Regions from separate parts of the Homo sapiens genome. Here all the other regions are linked to region 1. Evidence: read pairs that join two places in POLR2A ChIA-PET (ENCODE). Cell type or tissue: CD4-positive, alpha-beta T cell. All regions are shown on one strand.

Region 1 (8,000 bases):
AGCTACTTGGGAGGCTGAGGCAGAAGAATCGATTGAACCTGGGAGGCGGAGGTTGCAGTGAGCTGAGACTGCACTGTTGCACTTCTGCCTGGGCAACAAGGGCAAAACTCTGTCTCAAAAAAAAAACAACCGAGCCTGGCACTTCCCTCCTGGCTCTCTTGTTTCTCTCTTGCCCTGTGATCTCTGCACACACTGGCTCCCCTTCACCTTCTGCCATGCAAGGAAGGAGCCTTCCAACCAGCAGAACAGTGAGCCAAATAAATGTGTTTTCTTTATAAGTTACCCAGCCTCAGGTGTTTCCTTTACAGCAACACGAAATGGACTAATATGCCCATTCATTGTTTAGTCATTGTCCTATTTTCTTTTCTTTTTTTGTATATCGTTAACTAAAAACCCCCTTTCTTTTTTTGTTTATTTGCTACCTTTTTTTCTTATTAGGATGTGAGCTCTGTGAGAGCAGGGACATTGTTTTATTCACTTTTTCTCAAGCTTCTAGAACAGTGTCTGACAAATAGAAGTAGAAGGTGTTCCATAAGTATTTGTTAATTAATGTATGACAGCTAAGCTACCCCAGGACAATAACACCATGTTGAAATGGATTCAGGGGCTAGTGGACACAAGCCACTGCAAACCTCCACTTTCTCTTTTGTGACTTACATCACAGTATATCCCATCTCAGGCAGTCTCTTCCTGCTACACAAATACATTTTCTTGAGATTTCTTATTTCTTTTCCAATCTACTTTAGAGCTTTTCTATTTCTTCCCAGGGCATTTCTCCTCCTCGTGTGATGACAGACAAAGCTACCAAGGCAGAAAAGTGTCATGTGCTTGTGAATTTACGAGCAGCACAGATACATTTACCTTAAAGGAAAACAAAGCTATATGATTTGAAGTAAAATTAGAAATGCTAGTCTAAGAATTATCCATCTCTAAAACATTACAAAAGGTGTGGAGATTCTCTGCATCATCTCTGCAAGTTTCCACCTTTATTATCTATCCATCCATCTAATTTAGAATTGCCAGGAAATACCGAGGTTGAGTTAGGTGACCATGAGTTCTGGTGAAGATCAGACTGGATGTATGATCCACTCCCACCTCCAGAAGCTCTCAGCATTTCTAGTGCAGGTGGACAGTTGTCTTGGATTGTGTTTGGCAGGACAGTGCAATCCAAGGACAGTGGCACAGTGGAAATGTTGGTTCTTGGGACCTAACTCAGAGAGGTAAAACAGAATAAGGCTGTAGAGAAATAGCCAAGGGATTGGTGAACTGGACATTCCAAATAGGTTGAAGAATGGGTGTCTTGGGAATAATGGAGTGAGTGACCTGGAAGGTTAGGAGGTGAGTTGTCAGAGAATGGGGACCTACCTGTAAGTTTAGTATTTAGAGGTGAAGCAGTCCTAGGGGATGGTGCGGTCCAGGGAGTGCCTGCGGAAGTGGGAGAACTAGAAGGGAGTGGAGAAGATCCCTGAAGATGAAGAGATGAGTGAAAAGAGTGACTGGGGTGTTAAACATGGTTCCTTGTGGATCCTGAAATTACTCAGAGCTATGGGCAGAGTAAGACTTAGGCCCTCAAGTCATGTCTTAATTCCATTAAAAAAAAAAAAAAATGTCTGAGAAACATGGAAGATAGCCACCAGGAGAGAATGGTTAGAAGATATCCTTTTTCTATAGTTAAATCTGCTTTCCTTGAATCATGATTATTCAAATTAAAAATAATCACTTGGGCTGGGTGTGGTGGCTCACACCTGTAATCCCAGCACTTTGAGAGGCTGAGGCAGACAGATCATCTGAGGTCAGGAGTTTGAGACCAACCTGGCCAACATGGTGAAACCCTGTCTCTACTAAAAATATAAGCATTAGCCGGGCGCTGTGGCATGCGCCTGTAATCCCAGCTACTCTGGAGGCTGAGGCAGAAGAATTGCTTGAACCCGGGAGGCGGAGCTTGCAGTGAGCCGAGATTGCATCACTGCACTCCAGCAGGGGCGACAGAGCAAGACTCCATCTCAAAAGAAAAAAAAAAAAAATCACGTGTATTTCATTGTTTATTGGTTATTTTGCAAGTAAAATATGTCAGTAGTTTTATTTTCTACTTTTTATTGAAAACATATTATTTCTTCTTTATTAAGAGTTTCAGTCAACTTTTGGAGACCTGTCAGAGACCTTAAAACATTATTTATACTATGACTTCAAAGCGAAATTATTTATAATTTCCAAATCAATGTCCTACACATACAAAGAGACTGCAACTTCTTGCTGAGTTGGAGACTACCTAGATTTTTCCTGTGCTGGTAGTCAGAGTAAGTAAAGAATGGGAGACCCACAAAGTAAGAAAAACTACCTCCCTTGTTTTGGAATGAGGCTGTTTTTCAACTATTTTGGAGTAAGGTGGACTCTTTATGTTTCCATCCCTCTCCTCTATGTTAAGGAATAATTATTGGCATTTAAATCTTGAATTTAATCTACTTCAGTTAGTATTGCTTGAACTTTTACCATAGGTCTCGGGTGGGGGTGATAGTGCAAGAAATATGTATGACATAATCCCTGCATTCAAGGAATTAGAGAGAATATATGTATTATTCTGCTTAATTATTACACAATGCAGAAATAATAATATAATGAATACAATTTATTTTATTTTATTTTATTTTATTTTATTTTATTTTATTTTATTTTTGAGACAGAATCTCATTCTGTTACCCAGGCTGGAGTGCAGTGGCACAATCTCAACTCAGTGCAACAACCTCTGCCTCCTGGGTTCCAGCGATTCTCCTGCCTCAGCCTCCCAAGTAGCTGGGATTATAGGTGTGTGCCACCCTTGGCTAATTTCTGTATTTTTAGTAGAGACGGGGTTTCACCATGTTGGTCAGGCTGGTCTTGAACTCCTGATCTCAAGTGATGCTCCTGTCTTGGCCTCCCAAAGTGCTGGGATTACAGGTGTGAGCCACTGTGCCCGGCCAAGAATATAATGAATAAAATTTAGAAAAGGACAATGATATGAGAATTAAATGGATAAAAAGGTAAATTTATTTGTCCAAAATATGAGCAGTAATGTGTGGTTTGGTTTTTGTCTTCAAGGAGCTTACAGTCTTGCAAAAGAAATGACATCTGGTCAGGAAATCCTCAAAATCTTCATGGAGGAGGTGATATCTGTGTTAGAACTTCATGGCTGCAGAAGGGGCTAGAAATCACATTTTAGGATCTGGAAAGGGCATGGAGGCAAAGGGTCCAACAGGAACCTGGGTCACTTAGGAGTGGAGTGAGATAAGGTAGGAGAGGTCAGTCAAGGCCATGTTGTGGAGAAAATTGGAATTTGACATCGGGAAACCACAGAAGGTTTTTAAGCAGGTGAGTGGCATGATAGCATATAAAAATGACATGAAGTTTAATGTCAGTATAAAGCTCCAACAGTGCAGAGCAGAAGGCAGCAAGCAAAGGGTGCATACATCTATTCATGTATATATACATATGTCATCTCTCTCTCTCTCACCCTGTACACACATGCACATGTACATGTGCACGTGTGAGCATTTTTCTACCTTAGTGACTAAGCCAGCAAAGAGGCAGGGTGTACACTGTGCTCTAGGGAAGTGGTCTTGCCACCTTTTCTTTTCTGCTCATTCCAAGTGCATTGCATGCCCACACTTCCAAAACCCTGAAGTTTGAAGCATTTCCCTCCGTGTAAAAGCTCAGTTGCACAGGCTCCCCTGGTACTTGGCTGGGAAGAGGACTTCAGCCTTTTATTCCTTGGTCTCCCAACCTGGCAAGCCATTCTGCCTTCACAAATGCTTTGGAAGTTTTGCTGATCTGTCCTAGAAAAAATTAAACACATGGTTCTCCCACATGAACAGTGGAGAGTTCTTCATCACCCTGGCAATTAAAAAAGATTTGCTAATACACAAAAACATGAAAATGATAATAATGCTCATATCCAAGTGATAGGAGTAGGGGGGATATTTTTTCTTTGCCTTTCAATATTCTGAGTTTTTTTCTTTAATGAGCATGTATTCCTTTTGTAATAAGAAACAAGTGTGTTTTAAAAAATAGCTAAAATGCCAGGCATGGTGGCTCACGCCTGTAATCCCAGCATTTTGGGAGGCTGAGGTGGTGGATCACTTGAGGTCAGGAGTTCGAGGCCAGCCTAGCTAACATGGTGAAACCCTGTCTCTACTAAAAATACAAAAATTAGCTGGGCGTGGTGGCACGTGTCTATAATCCCAGCTACTCCGGAGGCTGAGGGAGAAGAATCGCTTGAACCTGCGAGGCGACTTTGCAGTGAGCCGAGATTGTGCCACTGCACTCCAGCCTGGGCGACAGAGTGACTGTCTCAAAAAAAAAAAAAAAAAAAACCGCTAAGAAAGAAAGAAACGGGCAAGTTGTGTATGATTAAGTGTCAGATCTGAAGCACAGTTTTGCAAGTTGGCCCTTTGAAAGCACCTCAGAGCCAGAGGTGCAGTCCTTTGATTGGGATTTTGAAGGGGGCTGAGTCTAGCGGGGCAGGAGGTGGTGAAGAGGGAGGCTCTAGGAATCAAGGGCAGTGAGAGAAGGCAAACGTCTTTTATTGACTGTGGGTTTTTTTTTTTTTTTTTTTTTTTTTTTTGAGATGAAGTCTAGCTCTGTCGCCCAGGCTGGAGTGCAGTGGCATGATCTCAGCTCACTGCAACCTCCTCCTCCCAGCTTCAAGTGATTCTCCTGCCTCAGCCTCCCGAATAGCTGGGATTATGGGCATGTCCCACCACACCCGGCTAGTTTTTGTGTTTTTAGTAGAGACAGGGTTTCACTATGTTAACCAGGCTGGTCTCCAACTCCTGACCTTGTGATCCGCCTGCCTCGGCCTCCCAAAGTGCTGGGATTGCAGGCACTGCACCCGGCCGACTCTTTGGCTTTTTAAAGACTGCTTGGATAGTTGGACCTGTGCTGGTTCTTGGAACTGGAATTTCCTCTTCAAAATGACACGTAACAGTATTTACTTGACAAACCTTTCCAAAGAAGAAAAGCTAAAAACAAACACAAAAAACAAAACAAAACAAAAAAAACCCACCAAAACCAAAAATAGAAAAGCCAGCAAACTAGAATGAGTAGAGCCGAAGTTCCTATTTCTGAAGAGATAGGAATATATTAAAACTCCTGGATCAAGGTCCATTCATCCTCTCTGGGGGTCTTTTGCCAGGATCTGTTGATTCGACGGGAAACAGAGGTGTCAGCAGTTGTGGATGTGAGTATGTGAGAGATGACCTGCAGCCCCCAAACACCATTAACGTGTCTGGTGCGTTGTCTCAGCAGGAGGGGCTTCTAGCTGCTCCGCTGTTTCTTTCTGAGCTGCATCTGCTTGTCTGTTATTGTTCGTAGGTTTTCTGGGTAACTATAAGCAACGGCCTTGTTAGTTCCTCTTGAGATTGCCCACTACTCCCCACCCTTATTTCTCACCTCCCAGCATCCTGTTTGTCTCCCTGACTCTGTTCCCCGCCCTGTCCCCACCCTTACAGAGCTACCAGCCCTTTTAGCCATGTTTTCTTCCCTTAGCTCATTAATTTTAACCTTTTATTAAGTGTTCTCACATCAAACAAGGCACGTCATCTATCCAATTGTTTATTCATTAATTTGTGCTTTCTTCTATCGTGAATATCTTTAAAATATGTCCAGATGTATATTGCAGTGTGTCTTCCCTTCCTCCCCTTGTCTTGAAGATACTGTTATATACCTAATGTAAATGACGAGTTAATGGATGCAGCACACCAACATGGCACATGTATACATATGTAACAAACCTGCATGTTGTGCACATGTACCCTAGAAACTTAAAGTATAATAAAAAATAAATAAATAAAAATTAAAAAAAAATAATAAAAAAGAATGGAAGAGGATAAAAGAAAGTATGGACAGCTTTGAATTATGTAAAAGGCTTTTTTTTTTTGGTGTGCTTTGCCCTTAAAGTTACTTGCTTGTGATAGGAACAAGAAATCTACAATATATATTGTGTTCATGCTCACATCAATATGTTTAGTTTATTAGATTTTCCAGAATATTTTAGCCCGTCAATAATTGTTGGTTTTTTTTTGTTTGTTTTTTGAGACAGAGTCTTGCTCTGTCACCCAGGCTGAGTGTAGTGGTGCGATGTCGGCTCACTGCAACCTCCGCCTCCTGGGTTCAACAGATTCTCCTGCTTCAGCCTCCCTAGTAGCTGGGGCTATAGGCGCGTGCCATCATGCCTGGCTAATTTTTTGTATTTTTAGTAGGGATGGGTTTTCACCGTGTTAGCTAGGATGGTCTCAATCTCCTGACCTCATGATCTGCCTGCCTCGGCCTCCCAAAGTGCTGGGATTACAGGCGTGAGCCACTGTGCACAGCCCAGCCAGTCAATAATTTTATGTGACGTGTCTGGACTTAAATTTAAATTTTTCTCATTGCTGTTGCAAATGGGTCTATTAACTATGAAACGTTATAGAGTCTAGCACTTAAGTTTTGCAGGTTTATGAGGAATATTTAAACATTTAAAAAAATCATCATAAAAGAAGTCATCAGTGCTCTAGCACAACTAAATATATAATTCTGCCTAGTGGTCATGGTATCTTCTCAATAGAGAAAATTCACTTTCTAAAAAAGAGAAACATTTAGTTTTTTAAAAAGGAGGGAAACACTTTCAAAATTTGAGTACAACTTTTGCTACACAGTAATGTATCTAATCAGTTTCCTTTTCTGCACTAAAGATAAGGGAAATGGATTCAAAAGAAGCAGGAATGGATGATGGTATTCTAAACTCATCTTGTTTCTTTTGCTATTTCATCAATATCTGAAAAATAAGATTTCCCCTGAGATTCACACGAATGTGTCTCCTTTTCCATGTTTGTTTATTTTCTTATGTGGCAAATTGTTTCAAATGCAATTGATTTTCTTTCATTTGGTACTATGAAGATGAGGGCGTCTTAAAGGAGTTCCCAAGATTTAGGAGGAAACAGGAGAAGTCTTGAGGAGCATTTGTCACCACCTCCCAGGAGAGACACTCTTGGTAGGATATCAGCTTACTTTCTCGAACCACATATCTCAAGGTGTTCCCAGTTATGATGCATTTGAAAGTACCTGTCTGGAGTCCAGTCCTCAGGACTTTTCAATTTTCATTAGGTGGTAGTTATCAAATGAGTAGTGTAGTTTGGATAATGACAAAATTAGTCACATTTATTAATGTATTTCCCTTAACTTTCTTCTGCACCTGCAGAAGTACCCTTAGATCCAAACAAACAAACAAACAACAACGCCCCCCCCTCCAAAAAAAAAAAAAAACCCCAGTTAATCTAGACCATTTGGTACAGATGACTGACAAAGATGCATTGTATAATTCAGACACAGCAATTGCTGTGTCTGAGATCTCGGCTCACTGCAACCTCCACCTCCAGGTTCAGGCAATTCTCCTGCCTCAGCCTCCCGAGTAGATGGGATTACAGGTGTCCACCACCACACCTGGCTAATTTTTGTATTTTTAGTAGAGACGGGGTTTCACATGTTGGCCAGTCTGGTCTCGAACCCCTCATCTCGTGATCCACCTGCCTCGGCCTCCTAAAGTGTTGGGATTACAGGTGTGAACCACTGCACCCTGCCAACACTGTTGATTATGTTATTATTTCAATTCCAGATAACAGTCTTAATTTCTGTCTCTCTCTCTCTTTTTTTCTCTTTCTCTCTTTCTTTCATATGGAGTCTTGCTCTGTCTCCCAGGCTGGAGTACAGTGGTGTGATCTAGGCTCACTACAACTTCTGCCTCCCGAGTTCAAGCTATTCTCCTGCCTAAGCCTCCCAAGTAGCTGGGATTATAAGTGCACGCCACCATGCCCAGCTGATTTTTATATTTTTAGTAGAGATGGGGATTTCACCATGTTAGCCAGGCTGGTCTCAAACTCCTGACCTCAAGTGATCTGCCCACCTCGGCCTCCCAAAGTGCTGGGGTTACAGGCGTGACCCACCGCACCTGGCCCAGATAATGGTCTTTCTATTCCATCATCTTTAGAAAT
Region 2 (8,000 bases), 130 kb after region 1:
CTGTGTCTTTGCTTCCAAAGGACAATACAAAAGGATAAAGTTGGCTTGGGGAAAGGAGACCTAAAACATGACTCAGGGAGGATGAGGAAGCACAGAAAAAGGGCTGAGAGCGGCCCCAGTGGAGGACTTAGAAACAGAAGGCCCGGATTCTCGACAGAGTTCCTGCTCCAGAGGGTATATAATGGGAGAAAAAGAGGGGAAGAGAGACAGATGGAGCCTCTTTGAGGATTTTAAGGAATATTTCAGTCAAAACACTACGCAGTTGGAGTTTCATTTGCAGGAAGTTAAACAAATAAATCAAAAGAAGAAAACCACACAAGCAATTTTTTTATGGGAGTGTATATATATATCTGTACATAATATTGTATTTGCTATAATAGCAAAAGCAAAAAGCATTTTGAATGAGGACAGAGGAATAATAAATAAACCAAAATATCAATACAATTGAAATTTTACGTATCCATTGTAAGAAACACAATGACTCTCTAGAACTGTGTTGGCCAAGTGGCATTGAAATTTGTGTTTGAATGAATTACAATGAAATAAAATAAAAGATTCAGTTCCTCAGTTACGCTAGCCTTATTTCAAGTGCTCAAAAGCAGCATGTGACTACTGTCATAGGTAACGAGCATTTTCATTATCGGAGAAAGTTCTATTGGATGGCCCTGCTCTAGAAAGCTGGGGAAGTGTTTACATGTGGCTGCTGTTCACATGAAGCAAAAAGTAGCATGAAAGGCAGCACATGTACCAACATACAAATTACATACATGCATACATAAAGATTAGTCGAGGCCAGGAAGCATTCAAATTATTTCCACCAGGGAGATCAATGCATCAGGTGGATTTACAAGTTACCTTTTAGCGTAGTCTAGGGTTCAATGACTAATACATAACGTTTTTGAAAACTTTCTTCAGGAAGCCAGTTGTAACTGAGGCTGCTGGGATGGACATCGAGAAGTGGTAGAGGAGGCATCAGGGGATGGAGTAAGGTTCTTGTGCTGGCTTTGTTGTGCTGGCTTTGTGACTAAAATAGCTCTGTGACCTCGTGAAAGTCACACTAACTCTCCTGGCCCCTTTTGTCAGATGATCTCTAAGGTCTCTTTCAATGTAAAGAAATGGGTATGTTTCTCTGTGTTCTTACTCACAGGGAGGGGAACATCACACACCGGGTCCCGTCGGGGGGTGGGGAGCAAGGGGAGGGAGAGCATTAGGACAAATATATAATACATGAGGGACTTAAAACCTAGATGATGGGTTGATGGGTGCAGCAAACCACCATGGCACATGTATACCTATGTAACAAACCTGCACGTTCTGCACATGTGTCCCAGAACTTAAAGTAAAACAATAACAAAAAAAGGTGTGTAGCTCCTCTCACACTCTCTCATGCTCCTTTTCCCACCGTGTGGAGATGCCTCACTCCCTGTTTTCCTTCTGCCATGATTGGAAGCTTCCTGATGCTTTCCCAGAAACAGAAGCCAGAAGCCGCTATGCTTCCTGTATAGTCTACAGAACTGTGAGGCAATTAAACCTCTTTCAGTTATAAATTAAAAAAAAAAAAAAGAGATGGATGTGTTTGTTTTCAAGTGGAGTAGGTTGTTCACAGGAGTTGGCGAGACAGGGGCGGGTTATCAGGTAGCAAGGGTCTGCAGTCTGGTCACAACCATGAATCCCAGGGACAAAGGAACAGAGGTAGAGGGATTCCAAGGACAGAGAAGCTGGTCAGTGACAAGATGGGAAATTTGTATTCCAGACACTTGGGGGCTGTAAGAAAAAGTGCATCTGTTTTTATTAGATGCTAGAAATGGCTTTGAACGGTATCTAAGTGAAACTGCAAACACAGCTGAGAAAATCCCAGCTCTGTCTGGTTCCTCAGAAACTCCACCCCCTCTTTCTCCGGAGGGCTCTCTAGTTACAAATGGCTCACTGAACACCCTCCCACTGGCTTGTTTCTAATACTCTGGAGTAAGACAATTCTTCCATTTGTTCAACTATTTCTCAGATGTCAGATCATAAAATTATACTTCTTGAAAATCACTTATTCTTGAACATTTCCTCTCTGAATTGATTTTACAGTTACAGCATTTTATGTAAATCATTTTACATTTCTTTCTTTCCTTCTTTTTTTAGAGACAGGTCTCTCTCTGTCAACCAGGCTACAGCTGGAGTGTAGTGGCACAATCATACTCACTGCAGCCTCTAACTCCTGGGCTCAAGTGATCCTCCTGCCTCAGCCTCCCAAGTAGCTGGGACTGCAGGCATGCACCACCATGCCCAGCTGCTTTTTAAAATTTTTTGTAGAGAAGGGCCTCTCTATGTTGCCCAGGCTGGACTCAAACTCCTGGCCTCAAGTGAGCCTCCTGCCTTAGCCTCTCCAAGTGCTGAGATTACAGGTGTGAGCCACTGGACCAGGCCTATTTCTTTTAAAAGTTTGAAGATAGATAGTATTTTAAGCCTTTGCCTTCCTTATATATTTTTCTATTAAACGTTGCATGGAGAAATGCTTCTGCTGAATAATCAAAATAATCATCCACCTTTATGATTTTTGATGCATAATAACATAATCTTCACATCTTAGATATGTATCATATATACTATGGTACACTTTCCTATTTATACTTTTCTTATACATTTAAAAAAACTACTGAATATGTACCTGTAAAACCCTTTAGTAATGCAAAGTGTATGTGTGAATTGGTGTACATGGATGTATGTGATCTATACATTCATTAAATAATGAACCACTTACTATACACCATGCCCTGTGGAAACTCAATGCTAAAAACTCATAATCCTTGTCTGCTAGGGATACTATATCAAATGGACATTGCCTTGATCATTTCTGAAAAGTCCCAAATTAGAAAAATATTGGATGTCAAAAGCATATCTTAAAGCCAGAGGCACAGAACTCAAAGGACTTTTCTCTTATAAAAATTTTATATCTTTAATACAAGTTGTCTTCCCAAAATGACTGAATGTATACTATACCTCAGATATAACTAGATTTAGTATAAGTTAATTCAGTTTACCAATACATTTATGGTTTACTTTGTGAGAAACTAGAATCCAAAAGTGAGTAAGACCTATCTCCTGCTCGCAAGCAACACATAGTCTGGTAGGTGAGGCAAACCGGTAAACACATGACTGCCAGCAGGCACAGTGGGCGCAGAGTCACTCAGGAAGGCTTCATGGAGAGTGCTGGTCACCTATGCACCAAGTACGTGGTGTTGCTAAGCGACAAACCAGGAAGCCCGGAGCACATTTCCCACTGACTGAGCTCTCGCAGTAGAAGAGGAAGGTTCTGCCTGTCCTGCTCTTCTGATCTGCTGATCAGGTGTGGAGTAGCACCAGCTTCAAGGTGGTAGGTCCATGGCCCAGAGCACAGGCTGAATGACTTGTCAAACCAGGACTTCCTGCCAACGCAATTCTGCAGGCTAACTTCCTGTTTTTGTTTTTGCTGTTTTTCTTTTTTCATCAGGAACCAGGCAGGGGAGCTTGGTTTTCTTCCACTGACACCACCATCGATTTCTTCCCTTCTTTGGCCCATTGTGCAGCTGAGAGAGGCCCAAGAAACTCATTAAGAGCTTCCCACTGCCTTCAGGATACCATGTAACCTCCCTTCAGGGCTGGGTCTCATCCACCTCTTCATCTTGCCCTCAGCCAGGCCCCATAATGTTCTCTGTGCTGCAGCCATGCCACACTCCTTGTGGTTCCTCAGACATGCCACACTCTTCAGCCTTTTCTCCAATCTCTTTTACATGCTCTTCCTTTGCCCGAAAATAATTTCCCTCCTACTCTTGGCCTGCTGAAGCCTCGTCAAGCTTCAGGCCTCAGCGTGCATGTCATTTCCTCAGGAAGGTCTTTGCTGGCCGCTACGATGAGGTAGCTCCTAGATGACCCAGCACTTCCCTTATCTGAGTCCTCATTAAACCTCATGGTGACCTTTCTTCTCCAAGCTGCAGGGGAGGGCACAGACCACATCTGACTGGCTCATCCTTGTATTTCCAGGGCCGGCCTATAATTTGGTGGATTCAGGTCCAGCTTCCTGGGTGGGGGACCTGTGGAGTTACACAGGGACTCATGCTTAGACAGGTGGCTTTAATGCTTGGCTTAATGCTGCTGTCATCTAGAAAGTTCTTTTTTCGTTTTCTTTTTTTTTTTTTTTTTGAGACAGGGTCTAGCTCTGTCGCCCAGTCTGGAGTGCAGTGGCACCATCTCGGCTCACTGCAACATCTGCCTCCCGGGTTCAAATGATTCTCTTGCCTCAGTCTCTCGAGTAGCTGGGATTACAGGTGCCCACCACCAGGCCTGGCTAATTTTTTGTATTTTTAGTAGAGACGGGGTTTCACTATGTTGGCCAGGCTGGTCTTAAACTCCTGACCTCAAGTGATCTGCCCACCTTGGCCTCCCAAAGTGCTCAGATTACTCGAGTGAGCCACTGTGCCTGGCTGCTATCTAGAAAAGTCTTAATTTTTGAACAAGAGGCCCCATATTTTCATTGTGCACTGAGCCTCACATATTATGAAACTGATACTACATGGATGAATAAATAAATCAATGGATATGTATTAATCCTTACAATATATTGAGCCAAGGAAATTAAAGCTTCTGAAGGTCTCATTTTGAACAAGATAGAATAATTTAGCAAAAGTTGCAATGTATTATGCAGATGCCTTTATGATCTATTTTGCTATTTTTCACATACTATTTGTTCATATGAGAAAAGAGAAGCTTTACCTGAAAGATATGTATTGTCTGTTCTGTGAGATGTATATCCATTAAAAATTATATTTTATTCAACTACAACCATTATGAATTTAAAAAAGAGAAAAAAGAAGTCCAGAATGACTTGCTTTGTCTTATTCATTATAACTGGAAAGAAAGGTACAACTTCTTAAGAAAGAAAAAGAAGCAGGAAAAATTTTGCAAATAATGTTACCTAGATGTCTATCTCTGTAGGATTGAATGAATATCAGCAGAAATATCTGTTTGGGTAGTAAATGCAATATTAGAAAAGAATGAATCTCAAAGGAGAAAGATGCAAGATATGGCTATTTCATTCATAAACCCAAGGATGTCATTCAAGAGAGGCCATTTCTGGGCTTTGAACTTTTAAGGCTTGCAGAGAACTTCCTGGTAAGCATTGTGAAGGCAGCCAAGGAGTGTCTTAGTTAGTTCAAGCTGCTGTAACAAAGTGCTATAGACTTTAAAATGGTAGAAATTTGCTTCTCACAGTTCTGGAGGCTGGGAATTCCAAGACCAAGGCACTAGCAGATTTGGTGATTGGTGAGGGCCCATCTCCTCACAGATGGTGCCTTCTCACTGTGTCCTCATGTGGTAGAAGGGGATATGGAACTTCCTCAGGCCTCTTTTCTAAGGGCATTAGCTCTATTCATGACAGTTCCACCCTCATGACTTAATCACCCCCCAAAGACCTCACCTTCTAATACCATCACTGTGGGGTGGGGGGTGCGGTGGGTGGGGTTAGGATTTCAACATGTGAATTTTGGAGAGACACAAACATTCAGATCACAGCAGGGGTCATCTAATAATTTTTTAAGGGTTTCTCTGAGCCACCACTACCATCTCTAGCAGGAAGCAATGGCTGTTTTTACCTTCTTTGATGGATTGTGAAGAAGGCAGCTCATTGCACAGGGGAGGGTGGGAAGGTAAATTCCAACACAACTGGGCCCGGAGCCTCTATACCATTTGAGAAGCTGATTTATTTCTCATTCGTATGGTCAAGAGGACCAGCTCCTCCAACTATGATGATCTATCTATGCTGATTACTTGCTGTGTGATTCCGCTCTTCAGCTCTCAGCTTTCTCATCCATAAAACAGGGTAGATAAAGGCTTTATATAACACCTCCCACCTGTCTTTCGAGTACCCAAGTCTCCACCAAAGGACAGGTCTTTCCTTGTTCCTGGGCATGTGGAAACCCACATCCTGATCTCATCCTCTGGATTTATCCTCACCAAGTCCCCATTTGCCAATTCCTGAAGCCATTATTATTATTATTATTATTATTTTTGAGACACAGTCTCGTTCTGTCACCCACGCTGCAGTGCAGTGGCATGATCTTGGCTCACTGCAAGCTCCGCCTCCCGGGCTCACGCCATTCTCCTGCCTCAGCCTCCCAAGTAGCTGGGACTACAGGTGCCCACCACCATGCCTGGCTAATTTTTTTGTATTTTTTTTAGAAGAGATGCGGTTTCACCGTGTTAGCCAGGATGGTCTCGATCTCCTGACCTCGTGATCTGCCCACCTCGGCCTCCCAAAGTGCTGGGATTACAGGTGTGAGCCACTGTGCCCGGCCTCCTGAACCCATTCTTTCTTGTACATGCTGTTATCTTTGTCTGTGTGTCCTACTGAACACTCTCCCTTCACTTTCCACACTTCCTTGATTTCCCTACCTAATCCCTCTCATCCTTCAAGAGGTTAAATTCCACCCTACCCAGAGCTCTCTGGAGCGGCACCCTCCACCCCACGTTCTGCAAGATCAAGCATGGAGACACCTGTGTGCTCCCACATCACGTGCTTGCTTCTGCCCTGGCTCTCATTACACTGTATTGTCATTGTCTATTTCCTTGTTTGTTTCCCTCAGGAGTCCCAGGGTTCTTTGCGGGCCTGGACTCTGCCTCTTCAACATCTAACACAGTCACTGGGACATAATAGGTGTCCAATTCATGTTTGTAGAATGAATGAAGCAAGGAAGGAGTGAATGAAGGCCTCGTTTTCACCAGTTGTCTTTTAGAAAGCCTCCTGGAGGAATAGGGAAGGTCAAGTGGTAGAAGCTGCCTGACTGGTGGGAGAAAGGCTGTCTCTGCCCTCAGCTGGCCATTCTGCATGGCCTAAGCCCAGCTGGCCCAGTTCACAGTGCCCTGTGGGCAGTAGCACCAGAAGGCATCAGGGAGCTCCTTGTATTTTATTGACCTCCTGTGCATTTGCTGGGATGTCCTCACCATGTCTTGGTGGGATTGGCAGTAGGAAGTAGGGGAGGGGAGTAATTCTCCTCACTTGATGTACCTTCTGCCAGGCTGACAGGATTCTTCCTGCAGATAGAATATGATAGAGACATGATCACCAGGCTTGGCCAGGACAGTGACGTACATGGTGAAGTCACGTATCCAGTGAATGTTCATTGAGTGCCTGCTTTGAGCTGGACATTCAGCTGGTGCTAACTGGTTATAGAGTAGCCAGCACAATACCTGGCCTCAAGGAGCTAATAGTCTGTTCAGAGAGCCGGACCGTGAACGGAATATTATAGTGAAATTATAATTAGGTAACCCTTTTTCCCCCCTCAAGGTCTAAACAGCTAAAGAAGCCCAAATCCCTGCTTTTATGAAAATAGAAACATCAAGCTGAGATCAGGAATTTTAAAATTAACCAAGTCCTTTTATTTACATGATCCTTAGACCTCATGAGTCAAGTATAATTGTCTTCCTTTCAGATAAGAAAACTGAGGCTTAGAGACATTAAGCAATTTGCTTAAAGTCACCTAATTTTCAGGGGTGTCTTGGGACCAGTACCATTCAGATTATTCTCCTAAACCTACTCCTGTATTTTCCATTTTCCAGAAGGCTTGGTGCTTAGGAAGCCAATTCTGAGGCTTTTTAAGGTCCTGAGTTGCCTTTGAAATGATCAAAGAGACAGTTAGACTCAATATGGTTAAGTTATAAATGCGTTTTCTGAGTTTTGATTCTTTGCAAATTAGCCATCCATGGAGGGCACGTGACATAACGGGAGCAGGTCTTGGCACAAAGGCAGGAACTGCAGCAGGGAGGTGGGTGGGCAGGGAGCGAGGGAGATGAGATGCGGGGCTCCTCTGAGCATGGGGAGTGACCTGAGGCTCTGCTCGGGCTGCAGAGGCCAGGCTGGGGAAGGAGGCCCGGTGGCCTGAGGCATAGTGGTCAAAGGACAGTGCATACTCAGGCAAAGTTAAGACCAGCATCGGCACCAATTGGCATTAGTGAGTGTAATTCAGCCATTGGGAACCAGC
Region 3 (8,000 bases), 150 kb after region 1:
AAAGAAGCAAGATCCTCACAACTCAGGTGATGTTTCTAGAAGGCTTTCCTACAACCTTTGCTCCATAGGGGCTGCTCTGGCTGTCTTCTCTATTCTGGGCTCTCACATCAACTTACTATTTCCTGGGGCTACTCTTCTTCTCAGCCCTGTGAATTGCTCTGTCATCTTCATCCTTCTTTTTTTTTTTTTTTTTTTTTTTTTTTGAGACAGAGTTTCACTCTTGTTACCCAGGCTGGAGTGCAATGGTGCAATCTCAGCTCACTGTGACCTCCGCCTCCCAGGTTCAAGTGATTCCCCTGCCTCAGCCTCCCAAGTAGCTGGGATTACAGGCATAGGCCACCACGCCCGGCTAATTTTGTATTTTTAGTAGAGACGGGGTTTCTCCATGTTGGTCAGGCTGGTCTTGAACTCCCGACCTCAGGTGATCCACCCACCTCTGCCTCCCAAAGTGCTGGGATTACAGGCATGAGCCACCAAGCCTTGCCATCTTCATCCTTCTTTATGCCATGTGCTGTACATGGTGCTACACAGTTGTGTGTTCTAACCCTTCCAGGGTGTTCTCAGATAAGTTCCCAAAGTCTTACTGGATGGGTTGGATTGGAGGTGGGGCGGGGGCTGAAAGAGGGTCATGACAGGTTAGAATGTCTGAAAGATGTAAAAGACAGTCCTTTTTTTTTTTTTGCCGATATAGGTTTCAGGTTTCTTGGCTTTTTCTAGAGGACTAAATGAAATCACAGTAAAACAACCTGTAGCATGTAGGGGAGCCATGCATTTCTCAGGAAGTCTGTCTCTGAAAAGACAGTCTGGAGAGGTCAGATAAGATTTAGAAGAACATGTTTTTTACCTTCATAGAAACAGAGGATACAAGGGAGAAAATATCTGGAAAAATCTCAGATATCTGCATAAACAGATGCAGGGTTTATGATCTAGAGAACGACAACGGTGTTTTCCAGGAACTTAGCAGAAAGAAGATGCTGTGCGTGGAGGATGTTATGGGTTGAACCGTGTCTCCCCAAAATTCAAATGCTGAAGCCCTAGCTCCCAGTACCTTGGAATTTGGAGATGGAACCTTTAAAGAAGTAATTGAGTAGCCGGGCACGGTGGTTCATGCCTGTAATCCCAGCACTTCGGGAGGCTGAGGTGAGCAGATCACACGATCAGGAGATCGAGACCATCCCGGCCAACGTGGTGAAATCTCATCTCTACTAAAAATACAAAAATTAGCTGGGTGTGGTGGCACGTGCCTGTAATCCCAGCTATTTGGGAGGCTGAGGCAGGAGAATCACTTGAACCCAGGAGGTGGAGGTTGCAGTGAGCTGAGATCGCGCTACTGCACTCCAGCCTGGCGACAGAACTAGACTCCATCTAAAAAGAAAAGAAAAGAAGTAATTAAATGAAAATGAGATCATTAGGGTAGTGTCCTTATAAGAAGAGGAAATTTGGGCACAGACACAGACATGTCTTCCTTCCACACAGAAGGAAGACCATGTGAGGACACAGGGAGAAGACAGCTATCTGCAAGCCAAAGAGAGGGGTGTCAGAAGAAATCAGCCCTCTTGACATCTTAATCTTGGACTTCCAGCCTCCAGAATTGTGAGAAGAATAAATTTCTATGGTTTGAGCCACCCAGTCTGTGGTACTTAGTTACGAGGCAACCTTAGCAAACGAACACACAGGACAAGAGAATATGGTTGGCTCAGCTTCTGACAGCATTTGGTGTATTTTCTTTGCCCTTGCATTTTCATTTGTCTGTCATGAGCTCCAAATGAGCTGCATACTTCATAGATTGATCTATTTAATTTTTAGGATTCTGTCAATGTTAAAAAATGGAGAAAGTGGATTTCCTTCCACAAAGTGGATCCCTGTGATTTGTGTAATCCATGTGTAGCTCCACTGTGGCAGCCTTGAAGCCCACAGGGCTCAGCCTCCCATTTTCTCCTCCAGCCAAAGGAACCTTCTAGACTTTCCTGAGGCTTGTAAGAGGCAGATGGCACAGGGTGGCTCCATCATGTACCAGACAGTGAGCAACTTAACCAATAACCCTTTAAGATTTCCGTTCCCTTTGAGTCTCCTTACCTTGGTCTTCCTTTCAACCTTTTCCTCCACAGTCAAGGAGAATCTAGGAGCCTTCCCGGTTGCTGGTGAAGCCTAAATTTTTCTTCTTGCTATTTTGCTATAAACACTCCCCTAGGCCTGATTTTCAAAATTGTATTTACCCAGCTTATGACTCTCTACAAGTTCCTCAAGTCTGACACAGAGGGTCTTTGACCCCTCTGTTGATGTGTGGTCAGGAGCTTGCCACATGGATCCCAGCATCTCCCCACACCACCATATGCCTGTGTGAGGGCTGGCTGGCGTTCGACCACAGAGAGGCTTTGTGACTTTGAGGCCTGGTATAATTCCTAAGACCAAAACATTGCAAACATTCCACTGATTTGTTGCTTCTTCACCCCTGGGCCTGGCCCACTCTGTAGCATTTCTGCTGCTTAGTCTACTCACAACACAAGGCTGCCTAAGTAGTCCTCACCTTGGTAGTACTCACCCCTTCCCTAAGTGTCTACAGCTTCGGGCAGTGCTGGCTGCACTGTAAGCCCCACAGAAGGACTCCAGGCTCCAGGTCAACCTGCAGCAGCAGATGAGGCTGGAGCCAGGGAGTGAAATTCACTCAGGCCTCTCTGCAGTGGTCCTGTTTCCCCTTCCAGGAAATAATCCAGTTTCTCAAGAGCTTAAGTGTCTCCATCAAAACTAGCTCAAACACCATCTTCCTGTGGTTTTATGAGGGAGTTTCTTGGAGAAACTGCTCCTAACCTTATATCCTTGAGCACTTCTCATCCAGTTCCAGATGACCTTCAGAAGGTGGTCCCACAAAAGCCAGGGCCATCTCACAGCTCGCCTCTGCCAGGGTGGTAGATTTGAGGACCTCCATGGTGGTGCCAGGTTGGCCTCCTCCCTCTCTGGCAGTCATGATGAAGGCATTCACCTGTCTTGTGTCTGAGCTGAAAGTGGCTCCTCTGCCTTAAACATCCTGGGTGGGACTCAGAACCATAGCCCGATATGGTTGACTTCTCACAGGAAGCCTCTAGTTTCACCCCACAACAACCACAAAATAGGAGTCTACCTTTTCATATCTCCAAAACAAAGTCCACCTCGTAGAGTGCATCGAGTAATGTAGACATTTAACGAGGAGAAGGAGAAAAGGGCTTACATCGCACTCTCTATTCAACACTTTGGTTTTCCACACTTCCTACCAGTTAAATTTCTTCTTCAGCCATCACCTGCTTGGTCTTCCTTCCTCCAGCGTTCCTTCTCCTCTCTGAACCCTTTCTTAGAATGTGTGTGGTCTGCAGATGTTTAATGTAGTTAGTATTTCACGCATGTTAATAAGGTCAAATTGGTTGGTAGTGCTGTTCAAATCTTCTATAGCCTTTCTGATTTTTCATTGTCTACCAGTTTTATCTAGAAGTGTTAAATCTCCAACTATGACTGTGATTAATCAATTTCTGCCTTTACGGATGATTGGGACTCATCAATGTTTTCTCCATGTATTTTGATGCTTTGTGATTAGGTTGCATACATGTTCAAGATGTTAGACCTTCTTGGTTAATGAATTATTTGATTATTATGAAATGTCTCTCTTCATCTCTGGTATTACTCTTTGCCTTGGAGTCTACCTTGATATGAATATAGCAAGCCAGCTTTCTTATAACTATCTTTTGCATGTGCTCTTTTACTTTATATGTCACAAGTCTGAGTCTTTATACTTAAAATATTTATCTTGTAAACAGTATACAGGTGGGCTCTGCTGTGTTATCCAGATTGACTATTTCTGCCTTTTACTTGAATTGTTTAATCTATTTACATTTAACCTAATTATTGATAGTTTGGGTTTCAGTCTGTCATCCTAATATTTGTCTCCTTTGTTCTTTGTTGTCTTTATTTCCTGCCTTCTTTTGAGTGAACCAACTATTTTTTAACTGATCGTTTCCTTTCCTTTATTATATTTTTGTTTTACTCATATCTTTGTGCTATTTTTTGGTGGTTGCTCTAGGATTTAGACATCCATCTTTAAGTTGTTATGGTCTACATTCAAATATTCTGTTACTTCTCAAACAATGCACGGATTTTACCATCATGTACTTCCATTTAGCACCTCTCCTATGAGGGGCACCACCTTCTGTCATGCTGATCGTGTGTGTGTGTGTGTGTGTGTGTGTGTGTGTGTGTGTTTTGGGGTGAGGTCAATCTCATGTGTAGTTGTTCTAGGTCTGGGTTCGTTTGTAACTTCAGTTAGATATAAGTCACCACTGGCCTCCGATATCATTAAGACAATATGAGGACTTCCCCTTCAGCAGATCTCTAAGTGCCAATGAGACTCCAGGGATCCCTTTATGCTCTGTAGTTAACTGGTCAGCTTTCTAAACTGCAAGTGATCTCTTTCTGCTTTATAACCTGACTGCCAGCTTTTGGGGCTGCTGGGGAATTCTCTTTGCTGGTCAGTCTTACCCCTGGATGTTCATGCCTTCAAACACCTCTCTCTCTCAGACCTTTCATCTTGTCCCAGCCCCTGAGGGTTGCTGTGGTGCACTTGGGAGAGTATAGCAGTGCCCTGAAAAGATTTCTTTGGTCCCGTCTCAGCCTGCTGCAGACAGGATGGTGAAGGCTTAAAGATTGGTGAAGGCTCAGAGGGCTTTGGAGAGTTCTATCTCAGTTCACCTGCCCTGCTTCTCCACAGGAACAATCTCTCTCAGCTCTCCTGCTCTGTCCCCAGACATCGACGTGCTAACCCCATGCACTTGATGTGGAAGGAGCTGGCAGGTAGGTGCAGCTCTGCTGTAAGGCTGAGATCCTGGGGTTGCTGCTGTCTTGATAGTCCATATGCAGCTGTTCAAGTTTTGTTGACAATTCAGCTAACTTCTTCTCATTCCTACCTATGGCACATTCTTCCTCCTCCCACCAATCCCACGATGGTCTGAATGCCCATAACCCCTCAGAATTCATATATTGAATCCTAACTCCCAAGGCAACGTATTAAGAGGTAGGTTTTTGGGAGGTGATTAAGTAATGAATGCAGAGCTCTACTAATGGCATTAGCACCCTTATAAAAGAGACTGGAAGGAGCATGTTAGCCTCTTCTTGCCTTTCCATCATGTAAGGAACAGATGGTGCCCTCACCAGACACCATATCTGCTGGTGTCTTGATCTTGGACTTTCCAGCCTTCAGAACTGTAAACAAAAAAATTCTGTTGTTCACAAATCACCCAGTCTAAGATATTTTGTCACGGCAGCCCAAACAGACTAAGACAGATCTCCTGGGATGTAAGCAAATTATGAAAAACTTAGTGCTTTCTGGAATTTAGTTCAGTTAGGTTTCTTTGCATTCTCAGCTCTAGAGTGGGTCTAGTAAATGATCGTCTTGTAGTTTTCCTGGCTTTTTCTCATTGTTAGTATAAGAGTAACCATGTCTTGCCACTTACTACATTCTAACAGGAATTGAAACTCCCTAAAGTAATGTTTTATCTTTTATATGTGACCAAGTTTTCCTTTCTGATAATTTCTAACATCTTTTTTTCTACCCACAGAACTCTGAAATTTCACAATGATATGTATGTTGGTAGGGGTTTTTTGTTGTTGTTGTTATTTATTGTGTTAGGCACTGAGTAGCCTCTTTAAATATATCAGTTCTGCAAAATATTCTTGCAGTATTGCCTTAATAATTTTCTTCCCTCCCTTTTTGCTGTTCTTTTTTTGCTAGAACTCATATTACTTGGGTGTTGAACCTCCTTTCTTGATCCTCTGGGTCTCTTAGCTTTTCTCTCTTCCGTCTATATCTTTTTATTCTACTTTCTTGGAAGATTTTTTCAACGTTATTTTCCAATCACTTACATTTTAAATGTTCATATATATGTATATAATTTCTAAGAGTTCTTTTTGGCTGTTCTCCATTTTTTTTCCTTCCTTTAAAAACATAAACCTTTTTTTGCTTAATGGAAACAAATTCTCTTTGAGAATATAACTTGGAATCATTCTCAAGTTTTCTTTTGTCCCTTCTACCTACATTGTCTATTTCTTCTGAGTTCCTTTTCCATTTCTTTGTTTCCTCGGTTTTTGGGCTCTATCTTTCATGTTTGCTTCTCAAATGTCTGATGATCCTTGGTTGTCCTTTTAGAGTTAAAAGTGAGGCACTAAAAAGCTAAACAAGCTCTGTGTATCTATCTGCACAGGATTTATTGATTTGTGGGATGGACCAAAAGGTGGCTAGATGGGACCCTGAGTGCCAGTATTTCTACATTTATTTTTTTAAATGGTAAGTTCTATAAAGTGGGGGAAGGCAGTTGTGGGTCTCATTGTTCAGAATGCACTTGGTACCCTTTTGACTTCAACAAGATGCTCCTGCTTCCCTTCTGTCCTCCACAGAACCCTCTGGTTTGGCTACTCTGGAGAATAAGCCTAGTGGGGGAGCTTCCTGACTCTTTAGGGTGAAGGTAGGCATCTGAGGATCTGACTACTGTTCATTACAATTTGAACCAATCCTAATATTCAGTCCTACCCTCACTACATAATTGCCAAGGGGGGCTTCCAGTTTCAGAGCCTTTCCAGGGTGCTGCCATCTGAGTTGGCTTGCTTTTTTGACACTTTCTCCTTGCCCTAAGATCCCACTTTCTTTAACTTTTCACTTTCATTTTCTTCGTCATTTTTTATTGGATGTCTAGAAAAATAAATTTATCAGTGGATGATAGAAAGAAGGGAGAAAAGGGGGCTTTGAAAGATTTACAAGGGAATTGACATTTTGACTGGTCTTGAAGAAACCCTTGGATTTTGATTATTGAAAGATTGGCTGGAATATTAGAATGTAGAGGGAAATTCTAGGTCAAAGAAACAGCATGAGCAGATAGGAATCAAAGTGATTTAGGTTAAATGGTTTCTTCACTCTAAGTCAGTTATCAATTTCACCATCACTTTCCATATGCAAAAATTTGTGCATCTCTGGCTCACTGGTGTCTCTTCTCCTATACTTTGGTCTTTTTCAAATTTTGATCCTTTTTAATACCTTTCAGTTTAGTGGGCCTTGGAGGTGGAGCAGTAGTAAGCGCATTTGTTTAACCCAGAGTTTCTCAACTGTGGTACTGTTGACATTTTGGGATGATGGTTCTTTGTTGGGGGGTCAAGGGGTGCTGTTCTGTGCATTGTAGGATGTTTAGCAGCATCTGGAACTCCACTCACTAGCTGCCAGTAGCTCCCACCCCCAGTTGTAATAGCCAGACAGGTCCCTAGACATTGCTGAATGTCCTTTGGAGGGGGACATCATCCAATATTATTGGATTAAAAACAGATTCATCAGTAAATGATGGGGAGAGAGGGGAAAAAAGGGGCTCTGACAGATTTATTAAGGAAATGACATTTTGACTTGGTCCTGAAGAATCAGTTGGATTTTGACTAGTGGAAGATTGGCTGTAGTGTTTGAAGGAAATTCTTGCTGAAAGAAATCACATAAGCAAATGAAAGCAAAGGGATTTGGGTTAAATGGTTTTCTATAATCCCAGTGTAGGTGCGTGTGATGGGGGCAAAGGCTACAAAGGTAAAAGGTGGGTTACGAAGGCCTTGGATGGAAACATATGGAACCTGGGTATTATACTGCAGTGATACGGTCACATTTTTTACTTTGAGCAATAACTCTAACTTTAGGAAGTAGAACCTAGGCCAGGTGTGGTGGCTCAGGCCTGTAATCCAAGCACTCTGGGAGGCTGAGGTAGGCAGATAACTTGAGGCCAGGAGTTCGAGACCAGCCTGGCCAACATGGTGAAATGCCATCTCTACTAAAAATACAAAAAATTAGCTGGGCGTGGTGGTGCACACTTGTAGTCCCAGCTACTCAGGAGGCCGAGGCAGGAGAATTGCTTGAACCTGGAGCTGGAGGTTGCAGTGAGCAGAGGTTGTGCCACTGCCCTTTAGCCTGGGTAACAGGTGGCAGAGTGACACTCTGTCGAAAAAAAAAAAAAAAA

The links. Peaks named below come from ENCODE experiments on the same cell type or tissue, not always from the same donor. Only the 100,000 strongest peaks of a DNase experiment are listed, where the experiment ranks them.
Region 2: POLR2A ChIA-PET joins it to region 1 with 12 read pairs; 10 of 35 experiments call an interaction of 5 or more read pairs at or near these places.
Region 3: POLR2A ChIA-PET joins it to region 1 with 11 read pairs; 10 of 35 experiments call an interaction of 5 or more read pairs at or near these places.

What each region holds. Positions count from the first base shown.
Region 1 is chr4:38,651,835-38,659,834 of GRCh38, reverse strand. All of the region lies in intron 1 of KLF3-AS1 (KLF3 antisense RNA 1), which reads left to right. Among named protein-coding and RNA genes, the nearest start is that of KLF3, 8.4 kb to the left of the region's middle. In CD4-positive, alpha-beta T cell, no CTCF peak of the experiment used is centred here; DNase peaks (open chromatin) are centred at 4,464 and 5,394; H3K4me3 peaks cover 1,288 bases; H3K27ac peaks cover 1,478 bases.
Region 2 is chr4:38,525,203-38,533,202 of GRCh38, reverse strand. No RefSeq gene overlaps it. Among named protein-coding and RNA genes, the nearest start is that of LINC01258, 6.0 kb to the right of the region's middle. RefSeq lists an enhancer at 3,566-3,795. In CD4-positive, alpha-beta T cell, no CTCF peak of the experiment used is centred here; DNase peaks (open chromatin) are centred at 3,312 and 3,872; H3K27ac peaks cover 1,240 bases.
Region 3 is chr4:38,504,756-38,512,755 of GRCh38, reverse strand. All of the region lies in intron 1 of LINC01258 (long intergenic non-protein coding RNA 1258), which reads left to right. It overlaps LINC01259 (long intergenic non-protein coding RNA 1259), which reads right to left and starts at 2,989. Exons shown (of 3, transcript NR_149076.1): 1 at 2,809-2,989. In CD4-positive, alpha-beta T cell, no CTCF peak of the experiment used is centred here; a DNase peak (open chromatin) is centred at 3,045; H3K4me3 peaks cover 3,420 bases; H3K27ac peaks cover 3,254 bases.